6 separate regions of the Mus musculus genome follow, and all the other regions are linked to region 5. The links are chromatin loops, found by intact Hi-C in ENCODE. Cell type or tissue: left cerebral cortex. All regions are shown on one strand. Region 1 has its middle 40 kb from the start of Akr1c18. Region 2 has its middle 21 kb from the start of Akr1c18. Region 3 holds the start of Akr1e1 (aldo-keto reductase family 1, member E1). Region 4 has its middle 46 kb from the start of Akr1c14. Region 5 has its middle 2.5 kb from the start of Akr1c12. Region 6 has its middle 2.5 kb from the start of Akr1c13.

Region 1 (4,000 bases), 170 kb after region 5:
ATAAGGAGGATCCTCTGAAGGTGTAAAAAACATACAGAACATGAAATTGATCAAACCCGAAGAGAAATCTCCTTCAGCACATAAGAATCAAAACACAAAGCATATAGAAAAAAGAAAAATATTAAAAATTACAAAGGACAAAGACCAAGTAACATAAAAGCAGATCTATTAAAAATATACCTGAGTTCTCCATGGAGACTCTAAAAAACAGGAGGGCCTGGACAAAAATGCTGCAGATTCTAAGAAACCAGAGATGCCAGCTCAGACTACTATTCCAAGTAAAACTCTCAATCACCATAGATAGAGAAAGTAAGATATTCCATAATAAAGTTCAACTTAAACAATATCTCTCTACAAATTCAGCCCTACAGAAGGTATTAGAAGGAAAACTCAAATCTACACCCATGAAAACACATGAAATAATAATCTTGCACCAGCAAAACCTAAAGAGGGTACACACACACACACACACACACAAACACAAACACAAACACACACAACATGAACAAAAAAGCCCAGGGCCAGATCCATCCATTTGGCCTAAGACAAAGTTTGGAGCTGTGACAAAAGGATGGACTATCTAGTGATTGCCATATCCAGGGATCCACCCCATAATCAGCATCCAAACGCTGACACCATTGCATACACTAGCAAGATTTTATCAAAAGGACCCAGATGTAGCTGTCTCTTGTGAGACTAGGCCAGGGCCTAGCAAACACAGAAATGGATGCTCACAGTCAGCTATTGGATGGATTACAGGGCTCCCAATGGAGGAGCTAGAGAAAGTAGCCAAGGAGCTAAAGGGATCTGCAACCCTATAGGTGGAACAACATTATGAACTAACCAGTACCCCGGAGCTCTTGACTCTAGCTGCATATGTATCAAAAGATGGCCTACTCAGCCATCACTGGAAAGAGAGGCCCATTGGACACGCAAACTGTATATGCCCCAGTACAGGGGAACGCCAGGGCCAAAAAAATGGGAATGGGTGGGTAGGGAAGTGGGGGGGAGGAGGGTATGGGGGACTTTTGGGATAGCATTGTAAATGTAATTGAGGCAAATATGTAATAAAAATATTAAAATAGAAAAAGAAAAAAAATAAAATAAAATAAAATGACAGAAACAACAACAACAACAAAAAAACTCTTTCAGAAAGATAAGGAGCAGTCCTAATGGAGGAAGAAAGGACTGTGTGGGTTCCCAGATGTAGTGGTTTCGGCTCACCATTAAAACTGAGGACATCTGCCTTCTCGTAAACATCATTAATTAACTCTCTTGGAGTTACTTGGCTCTGAAGGAAATACCTCTGCTCTTTGTCCTATGGAACTTATATTATTGCAACAGGGGCCTGCTGACCTCTTTCCCAGTTGTTATTTTCTGCTCCAGCAACTCTCTGTGACTTTCTCCACAGTGGTCAAAGCTGTCAGTCTAGATAGAGGACTCTGCTCTGATGCTTTGAGCGGCTCAATGTCTGGTTTCTCAAGCTTGCCTGGAAATCCTGTTCAAGGGACGTGTCCAGACGCCACCTAGTGGAAAGAGCTATCACTGCCCTCACCTCAGAGCACTTCTTGGATTGTCTTCCAGACCTCCCTCTGCTTCCTATTATTCCTAATCCAGTTAGTGCTTTGAGAGAGAGACTCTGGGAAGAAGGCTTTCAGGACTGCCACTGGAAACTGCTGATACTAGGTCAGGAGTGTTGATTAGAACTATAATCCTAGCACTTGGGAGAAAGAAACATGGCCAGCCTAGAGCAGTGACTGACAAAATAAGGCACTGACCCTATAAAGGGCTTGAGTAGCAAATCTCTTGGGATGAGAGGCCTGAGTCCTGGGGGCTTTGTTGTTGCTGCTCTTTTAACAGCTTTACTGAGCGACAATTAACATTAAATGTACTATATATTTATAAATAAATAAATAAATAAATATGAACTGAAAGGGAGAAGAAAAAAACACCTTATTATCTCAATAGATTTAGAAAAGGCCTTTGACTAAATCCAACACCCCTTCTTGCTAAAGCTACTAGAGTGATTATAGATACAAGGTACATACCTAAGCTAAATGGCAGTTTTTACCAGTCAGATAGCCAACAATCAAATTAAATGGAGAGAAACTTAAAGCAATTCCAGTAAAATCAGGAACAATACAAGACTGGCCACTCTCTCCATTTCTATTCAATATAGTACTTGAAGTTTTAACTAAAGTAATAAGAAATCTAAAGGAGATCAAGGGGATATAAATTGGAAAGGAATAAGACAAAATATTTTTATTTACAGATCATACTATACTATATAATATATCAAGGGCCCGAAAAATTCGACCAGGAAACTCCTATAGCTAATAAACCCTTTCAGCAAAGTTGCTGGATACAAAATTAACTCATAAAAATCAGTAGCTCTCCTATATAAAAATAACAAATGGACTAGAAAAGAAATCAGGGAAACAACACCTTTCACAATAGTCACAAAGTAATATAAAATATCTTTGGTTAACTTGAACAAGCAAGTGAAAGAGTTGTATAACAAAACTTTTATTCATTCAGGAAAGAAACTGGATAAGATATCAGAAGATAGATCTCCCATGTTCATGGATCAGTAGGATTAACATAGTCAAAATGGAAATCAATTAAGGTTCTCCTGAGGTCAGTAGAGCCACTTTCCTGAGTCCAAGGAAGTGACTGTTGAGTGCAGTGAGAATTCTGGAATTTGGGTGTCTTTAAAAACACAGAAATATTATAATAACATGTTTTTATTTTAATCCCAGATGTGGGGATATGGGACTCCTTCAAACTGTCTGCAACAGCTGGCTGTGATTTGCCTCATACTCTAGCAGAGGCATGGTTTTGCCAGCTACAGATAATCTCTGTGATTATGTGACATTTGGGAATCAGGGGACTTTTCAGATGGTATGTACATATGAGGGCCCCAAGAGTCAGGTCAGTGGTTGTTGGTCATTTAGTGAGGTTGGTTGTGGTTTGTTAGTAGCAATGGTCAAAGAAGAAATAAAAGGAACAAAATTAATTCAGGAATTTTTTAAGTCCTCTCTCCTCTCTGTCATTGTGGTAAATGTAAATATCACTTTTATTTCCTCAGATAAAGTGATGAAATGAGAGCTGTACTCAAGTTTTACAAATTCATGGCTTGGGTTGAGCCCAGAGCACTTCCTTCTCTATACTAACTATCCCTAGGCCTAGGCCTGGAAGCTTCTAGCCTCTATACAATTTAATTTTCTGCTAGCCCAGACCTTGAAGGCTTCCGTTTCCAGCCTTCCTCTGCTAACTCAGGGCTTCAGTGTTTCAGCTTCCAACACTTGCTACTGAATAAACTCACTCCTTCTAGCTCTTTCTGAACTCTGGTCAGCTGGTTTAACTCAGCTGTTGTGGCTCAACCTGCTTTCCAAGATGACTTATTCAAATAAATTGGCTTCTTTCAGCTTCTGACTGAACTGCTCTGCTTGGAAAGACTTACCTCTGACTTCCATGAACTGAACTGCTCCAAAGTGAACTGAACTCAATACTCTCTCCCTCGCTGCTACTTTAATAGCCTCTCTTTCCTGTCTGTTATCATGAGAGTTGGACATATCCTATTTCTGACTCATTCTGCCAAATCTTTCTTTGATTCATCACTTTGTCTATCCCTTAATTAGAAGTCATTGGTTGGGATTTAAAGTGTGTAGTAAAGGTGTGTTTGCATTCCAACCAGATATGTAAATCCTTTGCCAGAGCACCCATATTGTTGGATTAAAATTCTTCTACAATTGTTTCTCTTCTATCTAGCGTTAGGGGGTAAAACTGAATAAATAAAAGCAGAGGGGAAGAACCCAAAAAGTATCAAAAAAAAAGCTATAAGTGATGCCCAATATGGGCTCAGTAAAGAAAAAAAAGGGGGGAATCTTATTTCAAATGCCATAGAGAAAACAGCAGGGGATGCAGGAATGGATTTGTTTTCCAAGACTCCAGGAAAAGAATTATTGTGGCTACTATCAATGGATATCCTTTGCTTTGC
Region 2 (4,000 bases), 150 kb after region 5:
CTCACTACATCACACATCAGATACCAATGATGTGATCAGACTATCACCAGACTGTTCTGGCCTATTCTATGTGACTTGCCTATGAGGACTCGGTAATTAAAGGCTTGCTAAGTCTATAACAGTTCTGTGTGCAGCATATATTATAGTTTCTCATCACAACCTCTGAGCTTTATGAGTTTGTGTCTCTAATAAGGTATACAATGGAATGTTTGACTTGCTTGATCACATTCCATATATATGTTTAATGGAATGCACACCATCATATAATAAGTAAACACTTATTATATAAGTGACAGTCAAGCAAACAGTCCCATAAATGGATCTTCCTCCTAACTCTGGCCTTGAAACTATTAAGTTCTAAATTTCAAAGACACATACATAGCATCATATGTTCCCTTATAAGTTTCAAGAAATATTCTTTAAAGTTTCTATGTTCACAAAGATGTTATCAATGTGTAACACACTCACTTCCTAACGACTTCCATTTTAAAAGTCATTCCATCTTCTTACAGGACAGATTATATAGCTGAGGACAGACGGCATTCTATGCTCCAATGTCAACACACTGTTGGAAAGGAATCCCAATGGACTTTTATGGGACCCCATGAAAAGACATAACTTCACTTTGCTAGCCCAGTATCTTTGGAAGTGACCACATAGTTAAGAAGCTTTAAGACCCACCTCTTCTGAGAAATTGAAGAAAATTTTAAAAAATTGCATCTAAGAGAAATCCAGAACAAAGATGAGAAACTTCATTTGGTAACTGTCAATCATATCAGGAAATAATCAGAAAAGAAATTCTTATACTTTTTCTAGAACACCTCCAAACTACACCTCCATATTCATGGGGGCTCCTGTGCTTATATATCATGTATTACACCTTGCCCTGGGTTAGTACAGCTCCATAGAAGAGAAGATACAAAAACAAGAGGGAGCGTGTCAAATGTTTTCAAATTCAAAACAGCAAACACATAAATTTGACAAAGAATAAGTATGCCATATAGTCTTATGTTTGTCAAATGATTTAAACATATGATATGATGTCAAACAATGATATAAAAGGCATTCCTTATCCCCAGTGGGGTTAAGACAATACAGGAAACTTATAGTCCAATAACAAGTACGAAGGTATTAAGTTCTTCAAGTGATACAGAAAGAACAAACCATTGACTTCTGATAGTCAAAGACCAGATATCACAAGATAAAACCATCCCAAGAACACTTAGTTTTTAACTTGCCACAGAACAAACAGAAGTGTTTTCAAATAGAAAGACCCTCCTGTTCTCTGCATCTTAATGACATGAGTAATATCACCTACCTAATCAAAGATAATTAAAGAAGCCTTCACATGAACAACAATATCAACCAAATAGAACCCCCAGAACTCCCATGGACTAAACCACCAACTAAAGAGTCCACATGGAGGGATCCATGGCTCCAGCTGCAGATGTAGCAGAGGATGCCTTATCTGCCATCAATGGTAGGAGAGGCCCTTGGTCTTGTGAAGGTTTGATGTCCCAATGTAGGGGAATGCAAGGGTGGTGAGGTGGGAGTGGGTGGGTGGGTTGGGGAGCACCCTCATAGAAGCAGGGAGAAGGGAGATAGAATAGGGGTTTGTGAAGAGGAAAATAGGAAAGAGGATAACATTTGAAATGTAAATAAATAAAATATCCATTAAAAAAAAGCCTTCACATAACTGTACCTAAATCTGCATTTCGACAGTCACATTATTCAGGCCATGGACAGTTTTCAGTACAGAGAGAATTTGTTCCATGGTTTCTGCCCATCAAACTGGGGCATCTTGCTGGACTTTTTGATGCAAGGCATCATTGTTACTATTTTTATACTACATCTATAGTATGCTTCATTTAAATGTGATGGATATGTATTGAACTTGATCTTGCTCTATACATTATAAGTGTTCTTTCCACATAGATCTCAGCTCTCTGCTCTCCTTGATCTATAATTATTTCCCAGTTATACTAATTGCCAATAATGGTGCCAACCTCCACAGGGTGGGTTGTATTAACCATGGTGTTCATCTTTTTGTAGCAAATCTGTGACATTTACAAAACAAATGCTTTTCTCACATAAACCCTGATTTGCCTAGAAATATCTGGAAACTTTAGACATCTCCAGACCACACCCTGTAAGAAGGGTGAACACGAAATTTCCAGGGCTGACACATTCACCCGCAGCTAACCAGTATTAAGATCACTGACCTGAGTCATTTGTTTCCTTCAGTAGTAAAACAGTATTGCTGCTTGCCTACAATGTGAAATTTCTATCGCCACCTAGTGGCTTGCCCATACTTCCTACAATGGTCCTGTTCTGTTCTCAAGGAACTGTGCCCATACAACAATCCTTCTAATGTCCCTTGGTCATTCTGAGTCGTGGGGAGGCTTTGGGGGCTTTACTATCATAAATTCATGCTTGCTGTAGATACAACAGATATATCCAAAATGCAACTTAACCCCCCTCGTTTCAAGCATTCATCCGAACTCAGACAAGCCCCGTGAACTGAGAATGTTCACCATCAATATATTATATTGATTTTGTAATAAGTTACAAAGTCCAGGGAAACAAATGTCCTATATATTTTTGTAAGCATGTATACATGTATACATATTACTTCAGTTCATCATTAATGCTTTATATGCATTTGATGAAAATTGTGTCCAATTGAAGACAAGACTAGTATAATATAAAATGTATTGTATGAATGTATGTACTACTTTATATAAATTTATATTTTATAGTTTGTCATCTTCCCTATCATAAAAGTGGAGTATATTTTCTTCCACATGTTCAAATATGATTGAATGTCTTCCAGGGACTACCTCAAAAAGGATGTTATTGTTTAAATTTGTAACACTGTTAAGTATCAAAGTGATTTTTACTAATTACTAAACCATCAAGCTTTAAAGGGAAAGAAAGGGAAACAGCAAAAAAGTATCCATAATTTATTAGCTGATGAATCCGGGTAATCAGTATCATTTTAAACTAACCTTTTTTGTAAATTTGAATATTATCATAGCAAAATTGCTTCTATACAAGAAGCAAAGAGTTTTAATCTTCCAGTGTATATGGTTTTCTAAGTAGAAATATTTATTAGCTAATGCCTCTCAACGGAAGTTTACTTTAAATCATTGCTCTCACACAAGGAGCTTTTAAGTTCTGGGGAGTAGCTGTTGCTCCTAAAAAGATTCAGGGGCAATATCTTTTTATTACTTAGGGTTTTAGTTTACTACAGAAGGCTTTGCAGAAAATAAAGAAAGCTTTTATAATTCTTATTAATTATAATCAATGGTAATTAAATATTAGCTGTGCCCACAACAGTTCTTTGGCAAGAGAAAACATTATTGTAAAGTCATTTTTCTCATCCTCCCAGCCGATCGTTGGCCCACATGGAGCCAGCTAGCTGTTGGCTGCTGTGGAGGGGGACCTTAGGGCACGTAGCTTTCCCTGAGCTGTAGTGGTACGGGAGGCCTCCAGAAAGCAGGCAGCTTTGTAGCAAAAGCCATTGCCCCATGAGCCTCACCTGTCCCGACCAGGGTAGCCGTATTTTTCCTGCTAAGACTCGGGGTGCTCTACCGCTCTTGCTTGGGCTTTCTTGCCTACAACAGATTGGGCAAGGCCGAGGCGGCATTCACCTCAAAGCACAGTTTCAGCATCCTACTAAAACTACTGTGGTGCTAATAAAGAATTGTAAGATATATTCGTGTATTTGAGAAAATCTATAACAAAAAATTGTGTCTTAAAAACCTAAGTGTCTGTTCCGTGTTCAAAACAGCAGTTAAATTGGTTATTACAGAATATTAATAATTGACCTATTGCATACCATCATTTTAAATAATAATAGATAAGTTAAAATTTGTTTTTATGCATGCTTTTGTATCTTCTATAAATTCATGCATGCATGCATCCCAGTTACTCTATTTAAAAACAACCCCTCTATGGGAAATAAGTAGATGTGAATTAGATCACACGTTTATTCTTT
Region 3 (4,000 bases), 330 kb before region 5:
AAATTTTGATGCTAAGTTCTTTCTTTTTCTAGAAAGTGTTTCATCTTTGATCTAAACAATGCTCTTTTGGAAAATCAATACAAAAACTAAACTAAGTACAATGCCACAGGTCTCAAATACCCTCAATCCTTTCCTAGCATTTGTCTTACCCTTTTATTGTTGACAGATTGAATCTTCATCCATTCAACTGTCTAATGCAGATATCAGAAGTGGGTGCCTCCTACAGCCCACACTATTACAACACATTATACCCTGTTGGCTATTCTTTTTCCATATCTCATAACACCTCCCCGTCTCCTACTCATTCTCTCACAACATTTAGCCTACTTTCTTATAATTGCCACCATTTGCTGTAGGTTTGTCCCTTCTGGTTTCTGTCCTCTCAGAGGTGGAGAAACAACTTGTAACTCAAAGTCCAAATGATATGGTATTTTATACACTAAAGCCCATTTATGTATATATTTGGTCCAGAATATTATCCCTTTAGTGAATGTGCTAATGAGATAATGAAATAATGTGTATCCTGCTTCAGTTATATACAGTCAATGTTGTCCATTGTGATGGAGTCATTTTTTCTCTAATAATAGATTTCTGTGTATGCAGTTGTTATTTTATTTGTATTAATTTCTTGAGAATTTCACACATCTATACAAAGTATTTTGATTGTTTCACCCAGAATTTCACTCTGTAACTTCTTCTGGATCCACTCCCCACACCTGCCAAACTCCCACCTGACCCCTACTCCCGTCTCTCACCAATCCAATGTGCTCTGTCCATATGTCCACAGACTCACAGCTGTGGGGGCATCCACTTGAGTATGGTTGACTTACCAGAAATTATAAACTTAACGAGAACCAACTACCCTTCCTCTAGAAGCAGTCATCTGCTTATCAATAGCTCATCAGCTAGGGGTGGGGCACTCAAGACTCTCATGCTTTACACACTGAGTCTTTTATTGTCTTGCTCTTGCTTAGGTTTTTTGCAGGCAACCACTGCTGCTGCAAACTCATGCTAATATCATGTGCAAAAAAACCATTGTTTGGCTTCAGTTCTCTCCAACTTACCACTCTTTGACCCACCTCTCCTAAAGGGACCTCTGAATCTTGTGAGGAGGTTTGTGATATAGCTGTCTCATCTGTGGATGAACACCTCACAAACATGAGGTGTTCTCTATGCATTGACCGATTGTATGTTTCTGTATTGATTTCCCTCTACAGAACAAAGACATCTCTCTGATAAAATCTAAGAGGTGCACCATTCAAAGTTATATAGATTAACCATTCAGACAATAGTCTAATGTTATTTAGAAAGCTGATATTAGTAGATTAATCCCGGGCTTGTTCATTCTGCAACCATGAATTCTTGTCCATGATTATTGTGCTAGGCATGCATTTTTCTCTGTGGAATGGTCCTCATATCTAGTCAGAATGAACTGATTACCTGCCCAAAACATTTATGCATGTCTACAAGCATATCTTGCCATGCAGCATATCATTTTGCCTCCAATGTTTTCTGATAGAAAACCTATTGATGACTTTTCTCCTACAGCAGCCCACACAGCATGCAATCTGGATAGCAGAGAAGTTCCCTAGTCAATACCAACTTTATTTCTCTGTTTCCTATGAACAGAATATATGATGTCTTTAATACTAGAATTATATCATCAAATTCTTCTGGTCCACATCCAAGATCACCGTCAATGACCTGCAATATTTTAGAGGTCTCTGCAACCTCCAAAACAACAGCTTAAGGTAAGGTATGGTACACCTGTCACTGAGCTTTTTATTTAGCAACTGGGAGAAATGTTATACTCTGTGTGAGGTAGTATGGCATTTCAATTAAACACACATATACACATATGTATAGACATATATGTGTTCATAAATACATGTCTAAATATATGTATTTCTAGATATACATTTATATATTATATATCATTTATATATGTTTTATACACACCCTACATATATTCCTACATACACATCTGTATTTTGAGAAACAACCACCAGAGGGCAGGAAGAATCAACTTATAAAGTTCATGTGTCTTATGATTTTGTTTTTTCATACAACTTATTAGTGTGTCTTCAATTGTATTTCTTAATTATGAAGAATTATTGCAAAATAGTTCCAAAGTTTAGGTGAAGTGTCTCCTGTGTAGTTACCAGCTTGCCCTTTAAATTTGTTGATTTTTCTCACAATTACCTATATATAAGAATAAAATGTGTTTTCTAAAATGACATTTATTAAATACATATGCAAAATTAACCTAATGGCATCCAAATATTTCCGGTTTACCCTTGTTAAGTTGCTTGTACTGACCAGAATATGCTGTTTATTGAATGGATAATTGAGCAGATGTATTTGCATTCACATATACATATGCATGTGTATATGTTCATTATGTATATGTTAGTGTATATATTTGTCTCTGCCTGCCATGAGAACCTGGCAAAAGTTTTCTGTGTGTTAAAATAAACTACCTCATCAAATTTTGAGGTTTCAATAATTTCTTGTAAAGCATGCTTGTATGTTTTTCAAGTATTTACATCTGTAACATTGGTTTCTGCTAAATTACTACCTAAGAAATCTGAAATGACCATTAAAAAAGAAGGCATCCCTAGATCAAACTACCCTTTTATGAAATGATAGAAATCATTTAAAGATAGGACAATATTTCTATAGATTTATGAACTGAAAGTGTAAGTGTCGCTATGAGTAATAAAAGCTTATCAGAGAGAGAGAGTACTAATAATATTGAACATCTGAAAACACATCCTCTTGCAAATGGATACTTCCATGTTAATCTGCATAAAGATCGAAAGCTACAAATAGTTGTCTGACCGTTAATGGCTTAACTTTGCCATTTTTACAAAATATAAATAAAAAAAGAGAACTGGAGAAGATGTAGAGTTTTCCACATCCACAGTGCATCTGCCATGAGCACTTGAAAAACTCAAACAAATGAACAGATGTGTAATATGGCAACAGAGAAATTAAAATAACAAAACAAAACTTTGGGTTGAAATTGTAAAATTGTTGAATTCTGCTAAGTTTTTAATAAGTTATTAACAAACATAGTGAAGGATACAAAATTCTAAGCACTGTAACACGCAAATCTTCAATTTTTCTAATCATCTTAGTAATGCTAATATTTTCGAAATAGCTATTTACCTTTGCGTTTATGGGCTGGTTTTCTGGTTCCTTCTAGATGTTTCAGCTTGTGATTTTAGGATTATTGCCAACTGAATAAGACCTAAAAATCACCTGGGAGACAGTCTTGTAGGCATTCCTTTGAGGGATTATCTTGTGGGAAGACCCTTGGGTTTTTGTTTTTGTTTTGTTTTGTTTTGTTTGCAATTATAATTACATTTCTCTCTTCCTTTTCCTCCCTCAAAATCTGCCTATATACTATTTGCTCTCTTTAAATGACCTCCCTTATTATTAGTTCTTATTACAGTGAATAATCTTCCAGAGATGTTTAATTTTTAATCTTGATTTTTTTAATTCCATAAGACACACCTTAAAAATGATATTCAGATTATATTTCCTCTATTACTAAAATGGCAATCACCTCAAAGTAGCACTCATCATCATTGCAAGGTTCAAGACAGCTGATATAGTCAAACCTGTTTTTTCCAGGATACTAGAAACGATCATCAATCTAAAACATCTGATGTCCAGGAAATATCCTGAACCACAGCCTGTTTGCAAGAAGGACAGAGCACTGGATCTGGGCTTTAGGCAGGTTGCTCGGAGACGGAATTCTTAGGATCATAGAGGATTTAGGACAGAGATAAAGCACAACCAAACCCAATTGCTTAGGTCCCCTGAAAGATGGACTATGCTCTCAGCCAATCAGAGCACCAAGCGACCTCTCCATCAGCCAATTAAACTGCCAGAACTCCAGCCTATCACGGCATTTCCTGAGGTCCCTGGAACGCTCTCTGGCCGCTAAAGTGCAGGAAGAGGCTGAGCCTTTGAGCAAAGGGGAACCATGGAA
Region 4 (4,000 bases), 270 kb after region 5:
TTGTTTCTACTTCCATTTTTAGATCCTGAATGGTTTTGTTCAATTCTTTCACCTGTTTGGTAGTGTTTTCCTGTAACTCTCTAGGGGGTTTTTGTGTTTCCTCTTTAAGGACTTCTAGCTGTTTACCTGTGTTTTCCTGTATTTCTTTAAGGGAGCTATTTATTTCCTTCTTAAAGTCCTCCATCATCATCATGAGAAGTGACTTTAGATCCATATCTTGCTTTTCTGGTGTTATGGTGGTGTATGGTGGGAGTTTGGTTCTGATGATGCCAAGTAACCTTGGCTTCTGTCGCTTCTGTTCTTATGCTTGCCTCCTGCCATCTGATTATCTCAAGTCCTTGCTGCCCTCAATATATCTGATTGGAGCCTGTCCTTCCTATAATCCCAGTTGATTCAGGACTCTTCAGAGTCCAGCTTTCTCTGTGATCCTGTGATTCTGGGCACCTGTGAACCTGAGTTTCTGGGTGTGTCAGAGTTCTTGGCAGTCAAGCTTCCTCTGAGACCCTGAGATCCTGATGTGACCAAGCTCCTGTTATCCTGGGATCCTGGAATCCTAAGATCCTGGGTGTGTTACAGTGCCTGGAAGTGGTGTCTTCTCTGGGGACCATGAGGTTGTCTGGTGTATTCAAAACCAAGCTATACCAGCACCAATCAAAAGGAACCCGAGCCACTGGTCAGGCAGGGCTCCTGTGTCCTTGCTCCTGCTGTCACAGGCCCATCACAATTGGTTTGGAACAGATGTTGTGTTCCACTCACCAGTGATCCTACAATTGCATGGAAAGTCCTCTGGGGACTGTGGGACTGTCCACTGAGTTCACACTCAAGATGACCCAGTGGAGCTGGAACCGACCGGAAGGCTTTTTTTTTTTAATCAAAAATCTTTTAAAGAAGAAAACACATGCACACATTTGTATACAGATACACATAGTGATATAAATACACATGTGTATTCGCACACACACAGTGATGGCAAATTAAATGTTTCCTTTAGACTGAGAGTTTCTGTTGTGCCTGGTTTAAACCACATGTTGAACTAATGTGTTCATCTAACACCTCATCAGCTCCCACAAAGAGAATGTCCTGTATGTGCATGGTGGGTGGTCTCCATCTCCACAACAGAAATCTACAGCCCCAAATACACTCACAACTTACTTTCACAAGCTTTGTCTACTAGGTTCCATATTTTCTTCCTTTGAGTTTTCTGAAGAGCAATGGGTTTCATAACATGGCAATGATTGTCTTCTATATAATGTCTAGACAATGTAAAGAAAATTTAAGTATTTTTACTTCCTCTGCCACTGGCAAAGTGGCAAAGTAGCACTGATAAATGTTGGCAACAGAATAACATTTTCTTATCCCCTTTTCCTGTGTGCTTGTCAGTTAAAGGAAACACTTCCATGAATATAACTGCTGGTGTGAGTGCAAACTTGTAGAGTTTTTCTCTTAATCCCAGAAGTTTGTGTGTGTGTGTGTGTATGGCTGTGTGTGTGTCTGTGTGTCTGTGTGTGTATGTGTGTTGTGGAAGTAAAAGAACAATTCTATGGCATCTCCTTTTTTACCACCTTATATTGGTTTTAGGGATTGAACTACATATTTCAACACAAAAGAACTCTAACCAAGGAATTTGAAGCAGGAACATTTTTTTTTTTTGCCTACTGACTTTCAGCAAATCTTAGATAATAGTCCCATCTTGTGGTCAAATTCAATATTACATCACCACAAGTTTAAAATAAAAAAAAAAAGAATTGGCCATATTTTCTATATCTATTCCTCTGTTGAGGGACATCTGGGTTCTCTCCAGCTTCTGGATATTATAAATAAGGCTGCTATGAACATAGTGGAGCTTGTGTTCTTATTATCAGTTGGAACATCTTCTGGGTATATGCCCAGTAAAGGTATTGCTGGATGCTCTGGTAGTACTACATCCAATTTTCTGAGGAACTGCCAGACTGATTTCCAGAGTGGTTGTACAAGCTTGCAATCCCACCAACAATGGAGGAGTGTTCCTCTTTCTCCACATCCTTGCCAGCATCTGCTGTTACCTGAATTTTTGATCTTAGCCATTCTGACTGGAGTGAGATGGAATCTCAGAGTTGTTTTGATGATTAAGGATGTTGAGCATTTTTTTAGGTGCTTCTCAGCCATTCGGTATTCCTCAGGTGAGAATTATTTGTTTAGATCTGTGCCCCATTTTTAAATGGGGTTATTTGATTTTCTGGAGTCCATCTTCTTGAGTTCTTTGTATATATTGGATATTAGCCCTATATCGGATTTAGGATTGGTAAAAATCCTTTCCCAATCTGTTGGTGGCCTTTTTGTCTTATTGACAATGTCTTTTGCCTTACAGAAGCTTTGCATTTTTATGAGGTCCCATTTGTCGATTCTCAATCTTACAGCACAAGCCATTGATGTTCTCTTCAGAAATTTTTCCCCTGTGCCCATATCTTCGAGTCTTTTCCCCACTTTCTCCTCTATAAGTTTCAGTGTCTCTGGTTTTATGTGGAGTTCCTTGATCCACTTAGACTTGAGCTTTGTACAAGGAGATAAGAATGGATCAATTAGAATTCGTCTACGTGATAACTGCCAGTTGTGCCAGCACCATTTGTTGAAAATGCTGTCTTTTTCCCACTAGATGTGGTTCACTTACACAATGGATTACTACTCTGCTATTAAAAACAATGAATTTATGAAATTCTTAGGCAAATGGGTGGATCTGGAGGATATCATCCTGAGTGAGATAACTCAATCACAAAAGAACTCACATGATATGTACTCACTGATACATGGATAGTAGCCCAGAAACTTAGAATACCCAACATACAATTTGCAAAACACATGAAACTCAAGAAGAAGAAAGACCAAAGTGTGGATACTTCGTCCCTCCTTAGAATTGGGAACAAAATACCCATCGAAGGAGTTACAGAGACAAAGTTTGGAGCTGAGAGAGAAGGAAGGACCATCCAGAGACTGCCCCACCCAGGAAATCCATCCCATAATCAGCCACCAAATTCAGACACTATTACATATGCCAACAAGATTTTGCTGACATGTCCCTGATATAGCTGTCTCTTGTGAGGCTATGCCAGTGCCTGGCAAATACAGAAGTGGATGCTCACAGTCATCTATTGGATGGAACACAGGGCCTCCAATGGAGGAGCTAGAGAAAGTACCCAAGGAGCTGAAGGGGTCTGTAACCCTGTAGGAGGAACTACAATATGAACTAACCAGTACCCCCTGAGCTCATGTCTCTAGCTGCATATATAGCAAAAGATGGCCTAGTCAGCCATCATTGGAAGGAAAGGCCCTTGGTCTTGCAAAGATTATATGCCCCAGTACAGGGGAATGCCAGGTCCAGGAAGAGGGAGTGGGTGGGTTGGGGAGCAGGTTGCAGGGAGGGTATAGTGGACTTTCGGGATAGCATTTGAAAGGCAACTGAAGAAAATATCTAATAAAAAATTGTTAAAAAAAAAAAAAGTATTGACCATTTAAGAACTATTACTCCCACCAGCCTATGTCACAGACAGGAAAACTGAAGCCTATGTCACTGACAAATCAGGGTGTTTTGTCCCAGGTGGCACAGACAATGACTACAGATAAAATTAGAATGCCCTCCATCTCTAAGCACCTTGTCAGTCACTAGATGAGCAGGGCAGGCTGTGAGCAAAACAGCTCTACTGAGCTTCTTACTCTGAGGCTTTCTAAAAATGCAAAGCACTGTGTGGTACTTGTCTTCCAGGTGCTTTGTCATCCAAAACAAAACAGAGGACTCTGATGTGCAACAAGCTCAACAACAGTCATCTCTCATATATGTCAGAGCCCTTGCACAGATGGATAACATTACTCGATGTTTTCTTTTGTGATATTTGATGACGATGGCTTGATTGGTTAGCTTTGAGACAGAATCTCATACAGACCAGGCTGGCCTCAAAATCACTCTTGAATACCTGATCCTTCTCCCTTTACCTCCCAAGTGCTAGGATTACAGGCTTATACCACCACC
Region 5 (4,000 bases):
CAGCTTTCTTCTGGCAAGACTGGCACATAGAGGACTGAGGATCAGCTCCACTTCCTGGCTGAGGATAAAGGCCCAAAGGGACTGTGTCCAAGAAGCTCTGTTACTTCTTCAGCCTGTGTGCTCTTCTGTGAGGACCTGCCTCATAGATCATGTTTTTCATTCTTTAAGCCCTATCCACCTTTCTTTGATCAGCTCTCACTGGCCTGGAGCCTCTAAACGAGGCCAGGCTGATTGGCCAACCAGCTCCAGGTGTCATTCTATCTCTGCCTTTAGAGTACTAATTTTGGGGGTAGGGGATAGGTGCACAGTCATTATTCACAACAGAATTGCACTGTGCAACCTATTCTAACTCCAAGGTGAAGAATACAAATGAAGGTATACAAGCATATACCTTCTTATTATTCAGTAAGGAACTACTGTGGTCAGGTCATACGGCAACACAAAGGCTGTACTGTGACCTGGATGTTTTCCTCCGAATGCCAGTTCTTCTCACTCTTCCCAAAGCCTCTCCATGTTAACCTGCAAAAGATGCAGTACTAAGCAAGTATTTGAAACATCTGCATTAAAAAAATAATAATGTTCATGTCACATGAACATTATAGGACTCCATTCCAGCCATAGACTTGTTCCTTTTGATCATTGAGAAGATACAGGGAAGAGTCAGAATCATTAAGGTTCTTACCTAAGTAAAGGAATCATCCAAACCAATAAGGGTTGGGATCAGCTGGGGGTTACCAAGCAGTGTAAGTGGAAAAGCCAGACCCTGCAAGAGCTTCAACTCAGATCCTAACTGTAATACTCTCCTTTCTCACCCTGGTAGCACTTGGAGGAGAGAAGCATGGCTGTGAATCAGACATGACACGTGCTCCCATAGGAGAGAGATTGCCACTGAAGTCTTGTCTCTCCTGGACAGACCTGCTCCTGTTTTCAGTATTTGATTCTTTATTCATTAAAACTCTCCACGTTCACCACATTGGAATTGGTAGCACAGAATCATGTGGTGTGGCATTTGGGGCTTTTGGTAATGGCATTTAAGATTGGGTCCTATAGGAGATATGAAATATCCATATCAACTCCCACAGTAAACTATAGTCTATCATCTATCTATCTATCTATCTATCTATCTATCTATCTATCTATCTATCTATCTATCCCATGACAATCAAAAGGTGTATCATGATACCATAAGAAAGGATTTTTATGTGTGCAGAAAGTGGAATAGCTTAAATTTCCATCAGCGGGGGAGGGTCTAATTGACATGTGGCGTACTTGTAAACAAATGCAACATTATTAAGCAATCATTGGAATGAACTGTAGATGCTTTCAGTCACATTAGTGGATCTCACAGATAAACTGCACGATGGAAGCTAGGCACAAATGAAATATAATTGATACTTTTTGATAGTTCTTTAAAATGCTACTACTTATCTATTTATTTTTGTTCATTACTTTATTTATTCACTTTACACACTGATTGCAAATTACACCCTTCTCCCAGTCTACCCTCATTTAGTGCATACCCCTACCTCCTCCCCTTCTCCCATGAGAAAGCAGCAGCTCCGTCATGTACATTAATCCACACTGACACATGAAGTCACTGCAGGCCTAAATGCATCCTCTCCCACTGAGGCTAGACAAGGTGGCTCAATTAGGAGAACAGGGTCCACAGGTAGGCAACAGTCAGGGACGGTCCCTGCTACAGTTGTTGGGGCACCTGCATGAAGACCAAGCTGCACATCTGCTATATATGTGTAGGCACAGTCTAGATTCCAGCCAGACTTGCTCTCTGATTGGTGGTTCAGTCTCTGGAAGCCACTAAGGTTTTAGGTCAGTTGACCCTGTTGATCTTCTTATACAGGCCCTATCCTCTCTGAGTCTCTCAATACTCCCCACAACTTTTCCACAAAACACCCTGAGCACCAAGCTGGATGAAGCGTCTTAGAGGACAGCTCTACTAGGCTTCTATCTGCAAGCATAGCAGAGTATCATGAATAGTGTCAGGGATTGGTGCTTGCCCATGGGATGAGTCTCAACCTAGGCCAGACATAGGTTGGATATTTCCTCAGTCTCTGCTCTATCTCTGTTCCTGCACTTATTTTAGGCAAGACAAATTTGAGGTCGACTTTTTTTTAGGGGGGGTTAGGATGATGTATTTTTATGTGAATAGGTATTTTGCCTGCCCGTGTCTGTTAACCACATGCATGTACTACTTATGGAAGCCAGAAGAGGGCATCAGGTCCCTGTATAATAGAATTTTGTGAGCCAGGAAGAAGTTTCTGGTATGGAAGCTTAGACCACGAAGATAGATAATGCTCTTAAGAGCCAAGGAATCTCTTCTGTCCGCTCATATACTTCCTAGTAAACAACTTCTTCAGACTCCAAGTTGATAGATATTAATTCTAGAATATTGGAAAGCATACAGAAAAGTTATTAATCATCATTAATTGTTTCTTTGAAAAAGAATGAAGTTTTACAAATTTCAGCCTGACCTGTTATTTAATGCACATGAAATGACAACTTGACATTAAAAATTATTATGTATTCCTGTCCCATATGTTCTGCTTTAGTGGAAATCTATGCATTCTAGGCTTAATGGAATAAAAAAACTATTTCACCAATACTTTAAATTTATTCTCCCACTCTAAATCTCATTCAATTTAGTTCTTTAATGAGTGTTGAACAAAGACATAAGCTATAAATATTAATCTGCATTTTAGCATCTTATTTATGGTTATCTAAAATCAGGGACTGAAGAAATGGTCCAGTGGTTAAGAGTGGTTGCTATGAATTCATGGGACCAGGGTTTGTATCCCAGCACTCATATAGAAAGCTGGATCTCACATGAATTGCTGGTTACTATATCCCCAAGTGATTAGACACATTTTTCTGATACACTCAGCATACATACAGAAATATGTAACATTTGAAGCAAATATATTAAACTTGTCTATGAAATGAATGTGTCAGAAATGTTTAAGTCATGGTGCAGGAAAAAAAATCCAGTAACTGCCATTTGTTTTTCAACCACTAAGCACTATTCTGTGCTGTCCCCTTTACTGTGTATTTCAGGGTCACAATTCTATCAGTGACAATAAAAAAATTCAGGAAAAAATTGCAGGGAGAAATTTCAAAACGTTTAAACTTTTCAACTTTAATTGTTGATTACTTTTTAAATAAAATTCTGAGAAGACTAAATTCAGTTCATGAGGTTTTTCTTTTTCAGTAAATAATTTACATATTCACTTTACATCTTGACTGCTGACTCTGCCCCTGGACCACACTACAGTACCCTCAGTCCTTTGCAAAGTCCCTTTCCCCTCCCTTTCGCTTCTGAGAGGGTGGATGTATCCTGGATATCCCCCGACCCAGGCACATCAAGTTTTTGCAAGGCTAGGTGCATCCTTTCCTACTGAAGTGAGAGAAGGTAACCCAGTTGGGGGGACAGATTCCACAAAAAACCTTTAGGGATAGATTTGCTCTAGTTATTGGGGGGACCCACATGAAGATGGAGCTGAACAACTACTACATATGTGGGGGGAGGGGGATAGGTCTAGCCAGACTCTTTGGTTGGTAGTTCAATCTCTGAGAGCCCCCCAAGGGTCCAGATTAGTTGGCCTTGTTGATCTTAATATAGGATTTCTACCCCCTTCAGGATGCTCAATTCTCCCCCACACAAATAATCACAAGAGTGCCTGAGCTCCATCCAATGTTTGTCTGTGGGCCTCTGCATCTGTCTCACTCAGATGCTAGATTAAGCCTCTCAGAGGTCAATTATGCTAGCTTCCTATCTGCAAGCATAACAGAGTATCGTTAATAGTGTCAGGGATTGGTGCTTGCCCATGTGATAGGTCTCAAGTTGCACCGGGTATTCCTTGGCCATTCCCTTAGTCCCTCTTTCATCTTTGTCCTGATATTTCTTGTAGATAGGGCAATTTTTGGGTTGAAATATTGTGAGGGGAGTGTGTCCCTATCATTTTAAGAACTCAATTGTGGCTTCTTT
Region 6 (4,000 bases), 93 kb after region 5:
GTAAACATAAAGAAAAAAGAAGCCACACTTGAGCACTTAAAGTGATAGGGGCATCAAACCACCCAAAAAACTTTGACTCAAAATTTTCCCTGTCTACAAGAAATGCAAAGATAAGATGGAGCAGAAACTGAGGGAATGGCCAAGGAATATCCAGCTCAACTTGATTCCCATCCCATGGGCAAGTATCAGTCCCTGAAAGATGTTATGTTATGGTTGCAGACAGGAAGGAAGCTAGCATAACTGTCCTCTGAAAGGCTCCATCCAGCATCAGACTAAAACAGGTGCAGAGGCCCACAGCCAAACTTTGGATGGAGCTCAGGGACTCTTATGGAAGAGTTGAGGGAAGGATTGAGAGTCCTGAAGAGGGTAGAAACCCTATAAGAAGACCAAGAGAGTCAGCTAAACTGGATACTTGGGGGCTCTCAGAGACTGAACTATCAACTAAAGAGCATACTCAGACTCAACCTAGCACACACACACACACACACACACACACACACACACACATAGTAGAAGTACAGCTTGTGTCTCATGTGGGTCCCAATAACTGGAACGGGAATGTTCCTTAAAACTGTTGCCTGTGTAGTCTGTTTCCCTATCTGGGCTACCTTGTCTGGCCTCCTGGGAGAGAATACATCTAGCAATGCAGAAACTTGATGTGCCAGAGGTAGGGGGATACCCAGGATACCGCCACCCTCTCAGAAGAGAATGGGAGGGGTAGAGACAGTATAAAAGGGGGAGCAGGTGGGTAGTGATCAGGATATAAAGTGAATAAATAATTAATGGAAAAATAGTTCATGAACTGAATTTAGTCTTCTCAGAATTTTTTTAAAAACAAAGATATCAACAACTAAAACTGAAATTTTTTATTAATCATTCCATTCATTTACATCTCAAATGATATCTCACTTCCCAGCTACCCCTCCACAAAACCCCCCATCCCACATCAACCCTCTCCTCCCCCCCTTTGCCTCCATGAGGGTGCTCTCCCACCCACCCTCTCCCACCCTACAGATTCAGCAACTCCCTGTGCTGGGCCTTCAAACCTCCTTGAGACCAAGGTCCTCCCCTCCCACTGCTGTCAGGCAAGTCCATCCTCTACTACATATGTATCTGGAGTCATAGATCCCTCCCTGTACATTCCTTGGTTGGTGGTCTAGCCTCTGGGAACACTGGATAGTCCAGCCAGCCTATGTTGTTTTTCCTATGGGGTTGCAATCCCCCCTGCTCCTCCAGTCCTTCTGTCAGGTTCCTCACGGGGTCCCTAAATTGTCTGATGGTTGGCTCCGAGCATTACATCTGCACTGGTCAGTTGTAGGCCAGACCTCCCAAGGAGCAGCCATACCAGGTTCCTGTCAGCAAGTGGCCGCAGCAACAGTGTAGGGTTTGGTGTCTTCTTTTTGAAATTACTCACTGTAAATTTTTTCATGTATTTTTCTATTATCATTTTCACAAGTGTAACCCTGAAATATAGTAAAGGAGACAGCATGGAATAGTGCTTAGTGGTTGATAAAGAACTGGCAGTTACTGGATTTTTGTTTTCTGCAATATGTAACATGACTTAAAAACTACTATAACATTCACTTCTTAGATCAGTTTGCAACATTTGTTTCAAATAAGTACTTGTGTATATATGCTGGGTGTACCAGAAGAATGTGTCTAATCACTTGGGGGTATAATGACCAGCATTCATGTGAGTCCTAGGTGTATCCTATGGGTGCTAGGATACAAACACTGCTCCCAAGACTTCATAGCAACCACTCTTAACCACTGTACCATTTCTCCAGTCCCTGATTTTAGAACTATAAATAATATGTTAAAATGCAGATCAATAGCTTATGTCCTTGTTCAACATTCATAAAAGGACTAAATTGAAAATAATCAAGTTACTATGAGATTTAGAGTAGGGGAATAAATTTAGTAAAGTATTGATGAGATAGATATTTTTTTTCCATTAAACCTAAAATACATAGATTTCCACTAAAGCAAAACATATGGGACTAGACTACGTGATAATTTTAAATGTCATGTGGCCATATCATGTGCATTACATACAAGTCAGGTTGAAATTAATAAATTTTCATTGTTTTCAAAAAACAGTTATTGTGATTAATAACTTTTCTGTATGCTTTCTAATATTCTAGAATTGATGTCTATCAACTTGGAATCTGAAGAAGGTTTTTTACTAGGGAGTATAAAAGAGGACAGAGAGATTGCTTGGCTCTTAAGAGCATCAGCTCCTTTTCCATTGGACCAAGACTTGCTTCCAGAAACTTCTTGTTGGATGACAACATTCTGTTATTCAGGGATCTGATGCCCTCTTCTGGCTTCATGAGAACTACATCCATGTGGCTAACAGGCACAAGCAGGCAAAATAACTATGCCATAAAAATACAAAAACTCACCCACAAAACCTTCCACCCACAATTTATCGTGCCTATAAGAAGTTCAGGGACAGAGATGGAGCAGAAACTGAGGAAACAGCCAAGCCGTAACAGACCCAGCTTGAGACCCAATCCAGCAAGAGCCAGTCCTTGAAACTATTCATGATACTCTGTTATACTTGCAGAGAGAAGCCTAGCATAACTGTCCTCTGAGAGACTCCACCCAGCTTGGAGCTCAGGGTGTCTTGTTGGGGGAAGGATTAAGGGACCTAGAAGGTATCAGAGCCCCACAAGAAGACCAACAGAGTCAACTAACTTGGGGCTCTCAGAGACTGAACCACCAACCAAACAGCAAGCCTGGTCCAGACCTAGACACCAGCACATATGTAACAGATGTGCAGCTTGGTCTTCATGCAGGTTCCCAACAGCTGGACTGGGGGCTGATCCTAACTCTGTTGCCTGCCTTTGGATCTGGTTCCCCTTGTCTGACCTCATTGGGAGAGGATGTGTTTAGTCTTGCTGTGACTTTATGTGACAGGGTGAGTTGATACCCAAGGTAGGATACTCCCACTTTCTCAAGGGAGAAGGGAAGGAAGGATATGGGGAGGGCCTCTATGAGGGGAGACTGGTAGAAGAAGGGAGCAGGTTGTGATCAGGGTGTAAAGTGAATAAATAAATTAATGAAAATAAAGAAACTATAGTATTTTTAAAGAAATATAAAAGAATATCAGTTATATTTCATCTGTTCCTAGCTTCTGTTGTATAGCATATCTATCTGTGAAATCCACTAATGTGGCTAAAGGAGCCTGCAGTGCATTCTGTTGATTGCATAGTAATGTTGCATTTGTTTACATGTATGACACATATCATTTAGACCTTCCCCTGCTAATGGAAATTTAAGCTATTCCACTTGTCACATATATGAGAACTAATTGTATCATGATATATCTTTGGGCAGATGAATAGGAATAGATGATAGATAGATAGACAGATAGATAGATAGATAGATAGATAGATAGATAGATAGATAGATAGATAGATAATAGGTAGATGAGAGATGGATAGTTGATAGATAATAGATTAGATTGGATAAGATAAGATAAGATTAGATTAGATTAGATTAGATTAGATTAGATAGATGTTGTATCCGGCCAGTAGATCACAGGTCTGGGTTTTAGCCTGGAAAGGCATTTTGGAAACCTGGAAGAGAAGAGGAGCTAGGCAGCACGAGGTAAGGATGGAACCAAGACAAGGCTCTGCTCAAGGTTCCATTTTAATGTCAGCAAACACGCTTTATAAAGAAAAGGGGAGGCCCATCCCTGGCCAAGCAAAGTTCCTTTGAAGTCGATAGGTCAGCCTTATAGTAAATCGCAGTTTGGTGCTAACTCCAGAAAGTCTTGGAACAGAGGCCTCAGGCAGGTTGGGCCTCAGGCAGGTAGTGGCACATCAAAGGAGCAGCACAGCAGGTGGCGCCGCTGCTTATGCAGCAGATGGTCACAGCCAGCCTTGCTAGGCTGGAAGGAGGTAACATTTCCCCCCTTTAAATAATATTAAACAAAACTGGACTTAGGCAAAAAATTTATTTATGCTCTATAATTTTGCCTGAATTCTTAGGG

Evidence for each region. A loop is a pair of places that touch in the nucleus more often than their neighbours do. Peaks named below come from ENCODE experiments on the same cell type or tissue, not always from the same donor. Only the 100,000 strongest peaks of a DNase experiment are listed, where the experiment ranks them.
Region 1: a loop joins it to region 5, with 5 times the contacts of the local background. A loop is called at or near these places in 18 of 42 quality-filtered maps.
Region 2: a loop joins it to region 5, with 6 times the contacts of the local background. A loop is called at or near these places in 33 of 42 quality-filtered maps.
Region 3: it touches region 5 in a loop (5-fold over the local background); 4 of 42 quality-filtered maps call a loop at or near these places.
Region 4: a loop joins it to region 5, with 5 times the contacts of the local background. A loop is called at or near these places in 14 of 42 quality-filtered maps.
Region 6: it touches region 5 in a loop (8-fold over the local background); 18 of 42 quality-filtered maps call a loop at or near these places.

Annotation. Positions count from the first base shown.
Region 1 is chr13:4,108,222-4,112,221 of GRCm38, reverse strand. No RefSeq gene overlaps it. Among named protein-coding and RNA genes, the nearest start is that of Akr1c18, 40 kb to the left of the region's middle. In left cerebral cortex, a CTCF peak has its summit at 1,534 (motif pointing left); a DNase peak (open chromatin) is centred at 1,524.
Region 2 is chr13:4,127,589-4,131,588 of GRCm38, reverse strand. No RefSeq gene overlaps it. Among named protein-coding and RNA genes, the nearest start is that of Akr1c18, 21 kb to the left of the region's middle. In left cerebral cortex, a CTCF peak has its summit at 2,302 (motif pointing left); a DNase peak (open chromatin) is centred at 2,295.
Region 3 is chr13:4,609,118-4,613,117 of GRCm38, reverse strand. It overlaps Akr1e1 (aldo-keto reductase family 1, member E1), which reads left to right and starts at 3,954. Exons shown (of 10, transcript NM_018859.2): 1 at 3,954-4,000. The coding sequence starts at 3,995. In left cerebral cortex, a CTCF peak has its summit at 1,991 (motif pointing right); DNase peaks (open chromatin) are centred at 2,007 and 3,893; H3K4me3 peaks cover 687 bases; H3K27ac peaks cover 347 bases.
Region 4 is chr13:4,011,676-4,015,675 of GRCm38, reverse strand. No RefSeq gene overlaps it. Among named protein-coding and RNA genes, the nearest start is that of Akr1c14, 46 kb to the left of the region's middle. In left cerebral cortex, a CTCF peak has its summit at 1,690 (motif pointing left); no DNase peak of the experiment used is centred here.
Region 5 is chr13:4,279,912-4,283,911 of GRCm38, reverse strand. No RefSeq gene overlaps it. Among named protein-coding and RNA genes, the nearest start is that of Akr1c12, 2.5 kb to the right of the region's middle. In left cerebral cortex, a CTCF peak has its summit at 2,230 (motif pointing right); a DNase peak (open chromatin) is centred at 2,221.
Region 6 is chr13:4,186,686-4,190,685 of GRCm38, reverse strand. No RefSeq gene overlaps it. Among named protein-coding and RNA genes, the nearest start is that of Akr1c13, 2.5 kb to the left of the region's middle. In left cerebral cortex, CTCF peaks have their summits at 2,325 (motif pointing left) and 3,844 (motif pointing right); a DNase peak (open chromatin) is centred at 2,325.